2 separate regions of the Homo sapiens genome follow, and region 1 is linked to region 2. Evidence: chromatin loops called from intact Hi-C (ENCODE). Cell type or tissue: endothelial cell of umbilical vein. All regions are shown on one strand. Links, peaks and the distances in the headings refer to the core of each region. The heading gives the core; the rest is flanking DNA.

Evidence for each region. Hi-C counts contacts between places; a loop is a spot of excess contacts. Peaks named below come from ENCODE experiments on the same cell type or tissue, not always from the same donor. Only the 100,000 strongest peaks of a DNase experiment are listed, where the experiment ranks them.
Region 1: a loop joins it to region 2, with 10 times the contacts of the local background. A loop is called at or near these places in 90 of 110 quality-filtered maps.

What each region holds. Positions count from the first base shown.
Region 1 is chr1:25,201,993-25,207,365 of GRCh38, forward strand. No RefSeq gene overlaps it. Among named protein-coding and RNA genes, the nearest start is that of SYF2, 28 kb to the right of the region's middle. In endothelial cell of umbilical vein, for the core only: a CTCF peak has its summit at 3,048 (motif pointing left); no DNase peak of the experiment used is centred there; H3K27me3 peaks cover 240 bases.
Region 2 is chr1:24,844,869-24,850,241 of GRCh38, forward strand. No RefSeq gene overlaps it. Among named protein-coding and RNA genes, the nearest start is that of MIR6731, 72 kb to the right of the region's middle. RefSeq lists an enhancer at 2,581-3,305 and silencers at 3,420-3,619, 3,710-3,929. In endothelial cell of umbilical vein, for the core only: a CTCF peak has its summit at 3,223 (motif pointing right); DNase peaks (open chromatin) are centred at 3,313 and 5,023; H3K4me3 peaks cover 818 bases; H3K27ac peaks cover 767 bases.

The DNA of each region.
Region 1 (5,373 bases), core at 141-5,140, 360 kb after region 2:
TTGCCTGAGCCACAGGAGTTCGAGACCAGCTTGGGTAACATGGCAAAACCCCGTCTCTACTAAAAATACAAAAAAAAAAAATTAGCTGGGCATGGTGGCGGGCACCTGTAATCTCAGTTACTCAGGAGGCTGAGGCAGGAGAATCACTTGAACCTGGGAGGCAGAGGTTGCAGTGAGCTAAGATCGCACCACGACACTCCAGCCCGAGCGACAGATCAAGAGTCTGTCTCAAAAAAAAAAAAAAAAAAAACAGCCTAGCACACCTTTTCTCAAGAGCACCCACAAACACTTTTGTTATTACTTCTGCCTTGTGCACCTGTCAACACTTCCCAAGACAACAAACATAGAACGCTGGGGAATAAAACACCAACATGCCCCAGCACATTTATTTCCAGATGCCCTAGTGTGACTCTGCTTACAAAAGGGACCTTTTTCCAGCAGTCAAAGTCAGTCTCTGGGTGGGATCATGAGCCCACTCCTAGGCAGGGTAATGTGTTTACAGGCCAACACTGAGAGTTAAAAACTAGCCCTGGATCTAACAAATTGTCCTGACCATGCATTTGTTTTTTGCCTCGTTTCCTTCCCATGGCCCGACGATGGCAAGCTGCAGGTACATCTGTTCTGAAGAGCAGCCTCCCGCCCTTGGTCACTCTGTCCCGTGTCTCTCAGATGTTTAGTCCCGCGGACTGGGACCTGCTACACTTGGGCCAAGGCTTCTGGCTCCTCTCACTAAAGGCCTCAATTTAACTTAACGGACTAAATAAGGAACCATTTCTATATGATTAATTAATTAGGGTTCTGCTAGGAAGGATAATAATATAATAATGTAAGTAAGACTGCAAGGCCTAGCTACCAGCCTATAAAAAGAACACCAAGCACAGCACAATTAGGAAGACATTCAAGACGGAGGAAGCTCGGAGCCGTGGACTCAGCTCTGACTAATGCCAAGATTGGTTCATGGGGTTCAAATTCAGGGTCCAGCTGGCCTGCCTTAGAGAGTTACCTGACTTTTTTTTTTTTTTTGACAGAATTTTGCTCTTACTGCCCAGGCTGGAGTGTAATGGCATGATCTCGGCTCACTGCAACCTCCGCCTCCCAGGTTCAAGTGATTCTCCTGCCTCAGCCTCCCAAGTAGCTGGGATTACAGACATGAGCCACCACACCCAGCTAATTTTGTATTCTTAATAGAGATGGGTTTCCTCCATGTTGGTCAAGCTGGTCTTGAACTCCCGACCTCAGGCAATCCACCTGCCTCAGCCTCCCAAAGTGCTGGGATTACAGGTGTGAGCCACCGCGCCCAGCTGAGAATTACGTGACTTCTCTGAGCTGTTGCCTTCTTCTGAAAGATAGAAGAATTGATGTGTATTTGTCAGAGTATTGTGGAAATTCAATAAATGCAATATATGAAAATTACCCAGCACAAAATAGGCTCAAAACACCTGGAAAATATTGCTTAAGAAATTCCAGACCGGGCGCAGTAGCTCACACCTGTAATCCCAGCACTTTGGGAGGCTAAGGCACGCAGATCATCTGATGTCAGAAGTTCGAGACCAGCCTTACTAACAAGGCAAAACCCTGTCTCTACTAAAAATACAGAAATGGTGATGCATGCCTGTAGTCCTAGCTACTGAGGAGACTGAGGCAGGAGAATCACTTGAAGCCAGGAGGCAGAGGTTGCAGTGAGCCGAGATCACATCACTGCACTCCAGCCTGGGCAACAGAGTGAGACTCTGTCTTAAAAAAAAAAAAAAGAAAGGAAAGAAAGAAAAAGAAAAAAAAAAGAAAGAAATTCCAGTGCAGTAGCTGGTACTAAAGATGGAAATAAATGCAAAGAGTTTTGTGTAATGTGGTCCATTCTGTTTTATTGGCAAATGTCTTCTTTTTCTCTGCACTTTAATATGCACATTCACAAGTCCTTTGAAAGAAAGTGCATGAAAATTTAAAACAGATGTAAATTAAAATCCCAACAGGAATCATCTTCATTGATTACAGATGGATAAATAGTTGTTATTTACAGATGAGTCAAGGTGATCCTAATTGGTAGGTTTTCTGGTTGGTATTTGTATTTGAGGGCATTAGCATAGCAATTGAAAGCCTCTCGATGTCCCCTCTCCACGCCTCACCCAAGCCTCTTATCTCCTCCATGCTGCTCCTACTCTCTCCCCACCCCCCAAAAACATTCTTGGCCACTTCAGTACTCAAGGTCTCCCACCTTGGGTCCCTCAACTCTCCTGGAGCTAATGACCCAATTCCTCAAGGCCTTGCTAAATAACCTCTGCATCTATCTAACCCTTTTTCTGTAAAGAGCCAGATAGTAAATATTTTAGGCCATCTGTCAACTCTGCCACTGTAAGCTGAAAGTAGCCACAGACAATATGCAAATAAGTGAGGCTGTATTCCAATAAAATGTTATTTACAGGCCGGGCTTGGTGGCTCACGCCTGTAATCCCAGCACTTTGGGAGGCCGAGGCAGGCAGATCACGAGGTCAAAAGATCGAAACCATCCTGACCAACATGGTGAAACCCCGTCTCTACTAAAAATACAAAAATTATCTGGGTGTGGTGGCGTGAACCTGGCTGAGACAGGAGAATCACTTGAACCTGGGAGGTGGAGGTTGCAGTGAGCCAAGATCGTGCCACTGCACTCCAGCCTGGGCGACAGAGCAAGACTCCGTAAAAAAAAAAAAAATAATAAATAAAAAATAAAAAATTAACCGGGCGTGGTGGTGCACACCTGTAATCCCAGCTACTCGGGAGGCTGAGGCAGGAGAATCACTCGAACCAGGGAGGCAGATGTTGAAAGTGAGCCGAGATCGCGCCACTGCACTCCTGCCTGGGCGGCAGAGTGAGACCTTGTCTCAAAAAAATAAAAATAAAAATAAAAAGCAGATTGCTGGGCCCCACTGCCAGAGCTTCTGATTCAGTAGGTCTGGGTGGAGGCCAGAGAATTCACATTTTTAACAAATTCCTGGGTGCTGCTGTTCCAGGGACGACACTATGGGAACCACTGGCTGCATGTTAAAAAAAAACCTGAAAGTACACTGCCCCCTAGTGGGAAGTTCCTAGAAGTACCCCATACCAAATATTGCTTTGATTTTAGAATATACAAAAAATTGCGTTATCTTTTGCCATGGAGAAGAATCAAATTCACAAAGCCAATTTGTCATTCATATACTTGGGATTCCATAACCACATTCCAAGCTTCTCTCAAGAAATGAGGTGTCACATTATTTACAATAACATGGCAGTGATTTAAAATCAAGTTAAACCAGAAACATATTATTTTCCACCAGGGGAAAAACACTTTAAATAATCTAAATAGAATAAAACTGCTGCTGGCTCTGTTCTCTGGCCACTCTCCCATTGCCAGACGCACAGACCTCTCCTGAGAAGCAAAATCTACACCCGATCCAAGCTGAGGCAGCTGATGAAATTCAGCAGGAGATGGGTCAAAATCAGCTCGTGTCAGACCCCAGAGTCTGTGATCTTTGGACACACAGAACTGTATCAGTGGTGAAGGACCCCATTAATAGGCAACTGTTAAATATTTGCTACACATGGTAGAAAACAATGAAAGCCTCTTGTTAAAGCTGAGAGCTCCTGCTCACCTCTGGTTTTCATTTCTCACATCATATTTACATTAACCCAAATTTGTCACTGGTTTCCACCGTGCATTCAAAATTTCCACAAAAGCACTTCTGTTTTCCCCATGAAAACTGCATTCCGACATGCCGGAAGTGAAATTACCCACTCCTACCTATCTGTCCCAGCAAAAGACCTGGGTCTCTAACTCTACCTCTCACAAAGTAAAAGGGTGTTACAGTCACCAATGGCAGATGACTTGGGAGTCCATGCTTAGCAAGCTGCAGGGTTTTGGCAGCATAGAGAAACATATTAGAGCCATGCTACAAAAGATGGCCTGGTACCAGGAGAACGGAAATGACAGGGACCGGAATGGTTTTTGAGGCCAAAAATTTATATTTGATCTCCAGATGTGATGCAGCTGACAGCTAATTAGTTTGACTTAGATCTACACAAATCCAACCCCCCTTTCTTCCACACATGCTGTGGGGATGCTGGTGTGAAAATGTGTCTGCCTGGGGTCGCGCTTTGATTGAGAATTCTCTGGAATGAACACACTTGGAATCCCTGAGAACACTGAAGCCCCGGCACATGGGACATCTGGTGAGATGCTCTTTCTCCTTTCAGCTTGACCCAAGAGCAGGTAATGAAGTGGTGTTCTTTATTCAAGTGGCTGATTCCAACCTAACAAGGCTGGAGTAAACTGTTCAGCTTCATGTTTCAGTGTGCGAGGCCACCATTAACTGCAAACCTCAGTGGTCAAGAGCTACCGGATGTGAATGCTGCGGCTACTAATGAAAAAGCAATTGTGGTACATTCGCTGCAGAGCTGTTTGTGAGCAATGAGAAAGACACACAGAGCAAGATGGGGGCCCTCCCTGGCAGGACACACTGAGGCAGACACAGGTCCTGCTTGTCCAGCTGCCATTCCTCCCTGCTTCCTTGCTGGTTAGGATGTTATAGCTATCGAGGACAGCAGAAGTACCAAGACCTTAGCTACCCCAGAGGATCAGAGCTAACACTTATGGCACCTTACTATGTGCAAGGCAATTTTAGAAGCACATTTTTTTTTTTTTTTTTTGAGACGGAGTCTCGCTCTGTGGCCCAGGCTGGAGTGCAGTGGTACAGTCTCGGCTCACTGCAACCTCTGCCCCCTGGGTTCAAGCGATTCTCTTGCTTCAGCCTCTCAAGTAGCTGGGATTGCAGGCGCCCGCCATCACGCCCACTAATTTTTGTATTTTTAGTAGACACGGGGTTTCACCACGTTGGTCAGGCTGGTCTCAAACCCCTGACCTCAGGTGATCCACCCACCTTGGCCTCCCAAAATGCTGGGATTACAGGCATGAGCCACCGCGCTGGGCCTAGAAGCACATATTAATATAATCATCGCAACAACCCTAAGAGGTAGTACCGTAACTACCCTCATTTTACAGATGAGGAACCCGAGGCTCAGAGACATAAACAAATTGCTCGAGGACAAATAGCTAGCAGGAGGAGAAGCTGGGATTTGATCCTGGAAGTTCAACTCTACAGCCCATGCTCTTAACCACTACACCATATAACTTCATAAGTTGTGCTTGGACTAAGCTGTTCATGGCAATCCCAAATCCTGTTGACTGGTCTCGGGAAAGGCAGGATGTTTGGCCTTGAGTCCCCAGTAGGGGAATTATACCTGTACCCCTTATCATGTCTTCATGGAAGACTAAGTGGATTTCCTGCCCCTTTGAGTTTGGTCTTGGCCATATGACTTGCTCCAGCCAATGGGACATTTCATAATATCAAGCAGGGGTTT
Region 2 (5,373 bases), core at 146-5,145:
GAGAATTGGGTGCCTGAGGTAAAGGGGTGGGAAATTATCAATGTATACTTTTAAGTTTTTAGAAATTGGTAAATATATTACCTATTCTAATAAACAAAAAGTGCTTTAAAAAACGAATAAAGATCCTAAGTGATTGAGGATCAAATCAAACAATGTGCAATTCCTAGCCAAGCATGGTGGCTCATACCTGTAATCCCAGCACTTAGGGAGGCCAAGGTGGGAGGATTACATGAGGCCAGGAGTTCAAAACCAGTCTGGGCAATACAGCAAGACCCTGTCTCTACAGGAAAAAAAAAAACAAAAAACAAACAAAAAAAAAAGCCAAGTGTGGTAGCATGAGTCTGTAGTCCTAGCTACTCGGGAGGCTGGGGAAGGAGGATCTCTTGAGCCCAGGAGTTTGAGGCTATAGTGAACTATGGTTGTGCCACTGTACTCCAGCCTGGGTGACAGAGCAAGACCCTGTATCTTTTTTTTTTTTAAGTGCAATTCTTTATGGAGAAAAGTACAAGACATTATTGAAAGGCCTGATAGAAATTTGTTCAATGGATAGGCATACCATATTTATGGATGGAGAGCTCAAAAGCATGAAAATTTAAATTCTGACTACTTATAAATATATTTGCCAACAAGATCCTAACAGGTGTTTTTGGAAACTAGATAAATGGATTCAAAAATTCATGTGGAAGAGTTATGCCCCCAAATAGCCAACATATATTTGAAGATGGGGAAAGAGAACTTGTTTGACAAGATACCAAGACTTAATAAAAACTTACAGTAATCGATGGGTAGGATATAGGTCACAGCAACACAATACTACTGCTGCAACAACCATAAAAAACTATTAAAACACCAAAATAGGCCAGGTGCGGTGGCTCAAATCCCAGCACTTTGGGAGGCCAAGGCAGGTGGAATCACCTGAGGTCAGGAGTTTGAGAGCAGCCTGGTAAACATGATGAAACCCTGACTCTACTAAAAATACAAAAAATATATAACAATAGTGATAGAAGGAAGGTAAGTGGAGTTAAGTACTTGCAAGATTCTTAGGTTATTTGGGAAGTGATGAAAGTACCAATTTAAGAAAATGATAATAAATCATGGATAAATATCACAATTTCTAGGGTAACTACTAAAAGAACTACAAGAATAAATAACTTAAAAATCTAAGACTTAAGGAGGAAATGGAAGTTGAAAAAAATTCAATTCAAAAGAAAGGACAAGGGGATCAAATGAACAAAACATAGGACAAATTGGAAAAATAGCAAAAGGTTAACTGTAAATCCAACACTGTTAGTAAATTTATGAAATGTAAATGGGCTGAACAATGTTAAGTGTCAAACTGGATAAAAAATCAAAACCCAATATATGCTATTTACAAGAGACAAATATATGGGCCCAGAAGGGTGAAATTAAAGAATGGAATAGTTAATTCATTGACACAGTAAATAAAAAGAAAGAAGATGTGCCTATCATACAAAGTAGGTTTTGAGGCAAGAAGTGTTACTGGAGATGAAAAAGGATGTTTTACAATATAGGACATTGATAATCATGAACATTCACTATGAAAATGTTAACAGTCCTGCATTTCTGTGTATCTAATAACACCTTTAAATAAAAATTGACTCAAAGAGAAATGTCTGCAATTATGAGGTCAAATTCATCCTCATAATTGGAGATTCTTAACATAGCTCTCAGTAACTGATAGAACAAGGAGGAAAACACGTGCGTGTGCACATACGTACACACATAGGAATAGCAGAAGAGAGAATAACACAACCACTTGACCTAATGGATGCATATGGCATGCTATATCCAACAACTGCAGAATGTACATTCTTTTCAGGTATATGTGGAACTTTTAGTGAAACAGACCCTATGCCGAGCCATAAAACAAGCCTCAACAAATTTCAAAGGAATGAAATACAAAATACGTTTTCTGACCACAGTGGAATTAAACTAGAAGTCAATAGTTGAAAGATACCAAGAAAATCCCCAGAATAAGGAACTACTTACAGTAGCCTACAACCCATGATGAATTTTTTTTTTTTTTTGACAGAGTCTCACTCTACTGCCCAAGCTGGAGTGCAGTGGCATGATCTTGGCTCACTGCAGCCTCTGCCTCCCAGGTCCAAGTGATTTTCCTGCCTCAGCCTCCTTAGTTGCTGGGATTACAGGCGCCCTCCACCATGCCCGGCTAATTTTTGTATTTTTACAAATACAAAAATTGTAACCTGTTGGCCAGGTTGGTCTCGAACTCCTGACCTCAAGTGATCCACCTGCCTTGGCCTCCCACAGTGCTGGGATTACAGGCGTGAGCCACCACATCCTGCCTGAAAATCTAAAGTTTTAAATTTAACACACATATTTATTATACACCAGGAACTGTTCTAAACACTTTACGTATATTAACTTAGTCTCTTTAACAATCCTATGAGATAGAGACTATTATTCCCATTTTATGGGTGAGGAAACTGAGGCATGTGGAGGTTAAGAAACTTGCTCAAGAGCCTGGGAAACATAGCAGGACCCTGTCTCTACAAAAAAAAAAAAATTAAGGTTGTGAGAGCCTCTGGTCCTAGCTACATGGGTGGCTGGGGCAGGAGGATCGCTTGAGCCCAGGAGTTCGAGGTTGCAGTGAACTATGATTGTGCCATTGCACTCCAGCCTGGGCAACAGAGCAAGATCCTGTCTCTAAATAAGAAAAGAAACTTGCTCAAAATCCCACAGCTAGTAAATGACAGTCAAAGCTAGGCAATATAGCAATATGCAGATAGTGCTCAGCAATCTTTAAAAGTGTGTCTGTTTTCCTCCTTAAAAGAGTGGACTTGGCTCCCTGGCCCCTGACAACTAAGGTAGTTGGTTGCCAGGTAAGCAGAGGTCCAGCTGGAACATATAGATTCTTTAAAAAAATAAATAAATAAAAATAGAGACAGGATTCTAGCTCTGTTGCCCAGGCTGGTGTCAAGCCCCTGGCCTCAAGCAATCCTCCTGTCGTAGCCTCCGAAACTGTTGGGATTTCAGGCGTGAGCCACCGCGCCCGGCCAAGAGCACGTTTGGTTGGTTTGTCCTGAGGGGCAGGTCTCTCGCACCAAGCAGGAGGTAGAGGTCTCGGGCCCAGAGGGGCCCTGCATCCCCCACCTCCTGCTGCGAGAGGCATCAGCCGGCCTTGTCCCTAAAGCCCCTGCTCGCTTTCCTGTCACCACTCGGGTGCGGTTCCGAAGTGGCCAGCAGGGGCCGCGGTTCCCCTCCTTTCGGCGCCACTTCTGCAAGCAGGGCTGGGACAGCTGCAGGACCTCGTCAGTTTGGGGAGCTGCCAGACCCGATCAGCAGCGTTGTCGGCTTCCTTCCTCTTTATCAGATCTGTCAGGGCTGCTGCGCGCTGCGAAGGCGCCTCCGGCCTCCTTCCCTCCTTCCTGTGTCGAACGGACGCTCCCCGGCGCCGCTGCGAACCGACACCTCCGCGCCTCCCCCGGCGGGGCAGGGCAGGGACCCGCTCACACCCTAGGTGGGGTGGGGTGGGAAGTGCCAGCGGTCTGGGTGTGACGGAGCCAGCCAATGTCCACGCGAGGTCAGGTCGCACGTGGGCCTCGACGCTGGCACTTCTGCATGTCCCTGGTTCTCGGCCGGCCACCGGCAGCTAGAGGAAGCGCTTCGCCCGCGAACCACAGGGCTGGGCGGCGGTTGGGTCGCGGCAGGGCGAGGGCTCCGCTGCGGTTGGCCCCGAGCGGCGTCCTTCCCCCGGGGGCCCCCGATCACTGCCTGGGGACTCGAGAGCGTCCCCGCCGCCGCGCCAGGCGCCAGTTCCCTGCTTCTGAGAGCGCGCACGGGAGCCCGAGCGAGCCCTCCTGGACGCCCGGCACAGGCCGGAGCGCCGACCGCGGGAGGGGCCACCTGGGCACTAGGAAAAGGGGCCACGGTTCCAGGCGGGGCGGTCCCCGCTCTGCTGACTCGGACGGGCCTCACTTCCCCGCCAGAAGAAGCGGCACCCATCCACGGGGAGGGACGGCCTCGGGACATCCTTTGGGGAAGCCAGTGACACATTTCTGATCCAATTTCTTATAAGAAATAGATAAACCTCAGTTTCTTCCTGTGCTTCCTTTCTCTAATTTCCTCAGTCAGATAATAATTGTCATTAAACTCGATGTACCAGTTATTGTGCTAAAGTTTTTAAAATGTTTCAAGTCTCTTCATATTCTCAAGTCTATTAGAGGAGGGACTATTCTTGTCCCCATTGTTTTATATAAAGAAACTTAAACCTAGAGAGGTTAAATAATTTGCCCAAGATCACACCAGGAACTGATAGAGGTCATCTGGCTCCAGAGCTTAACATCGCACTGGGTTGGTTGCTGTCACCTCCCCTGTGCAGGGTTTAAGGAGACTCGAGGAGGCTGATTTTTTTTCCTCTTCTCCTCTTCTCTCTTCTCTTCTCCCCTCTTCCCCCCTCTTTTCCCCTCCCCCCTCCCTCCCTCCTTCCCTCCTTTCTCTCTCTCTTTCTCTTTTATTTTTTATTTTCTTTTCATAGGCTTTCACTCCCATTGCCCAGACTGGACTGCAGTGGTGCAATCTTGGCTCACTGTGACCTTCAGGGAAGCTGATTTCTTAGCCCAGCTGTGGAACTGTCCAGAGCTCCCCAGCTACCCAAGTGTATTCCTCCTCTCCGCCTCCTCCTCTTCTCCTCCTCCTCCTCCTCCTCCTCCTCCTCCTTCTCTCTCTCTCTCTTTAATTTTTTAAGAAACAGTGTCAAGCAATCCTCCTGCCTCAGCCTCCTGAGTAGCTGGCACTACAGGCACGTGCCACCCCAAGTGGCCTTTTCCAGCAGGAAGTTTAGGAGCCTAATGAGCGCAATGCAAGCAGAACCAAATGGTTCCAATACCACGCACCAAGTGCATTGGCACCACATTTCTGGGTAAAAGGGTCCTGCTTGGCAGGGGGGACTTTGAGGGGTCAGGGAGGGCAAAAGGGGCCTCTCCCCTTCCTTGGCTCAGAGATGTTCACGCAACTCCCTGCCGTCTGCAGAGGTCACTGTAAGCCAGCAGACTCATTCTCACGTGGCTGAATGGAGGTTTTCCAATCAAGGAAGGGGCAAGAGAAGAAAAGCCCAGGGCCCTCTCCATTCCCTTCCTTCGTAGACATGCTTTTAAAAAATGATTTAAAGGCTGGACACGGAGGCTCATGACTGTAGTCTCAGCTGCTTGGGAGGCTGAAGTGGGAGGATCGCTTGAGCTCAAGAGGTCAAGGCTGGAGTGAACTAGGTTCACTGTGCTTCAGCCTGGACCACAGAGTGAGACTCTGTCTCCAAAAAAAAAAAGAAAGAAAGAAAAAAGATTTAATCTCATCTCTTAAATAATTTACTGCGGAATTGCTGCTAATCTTTAC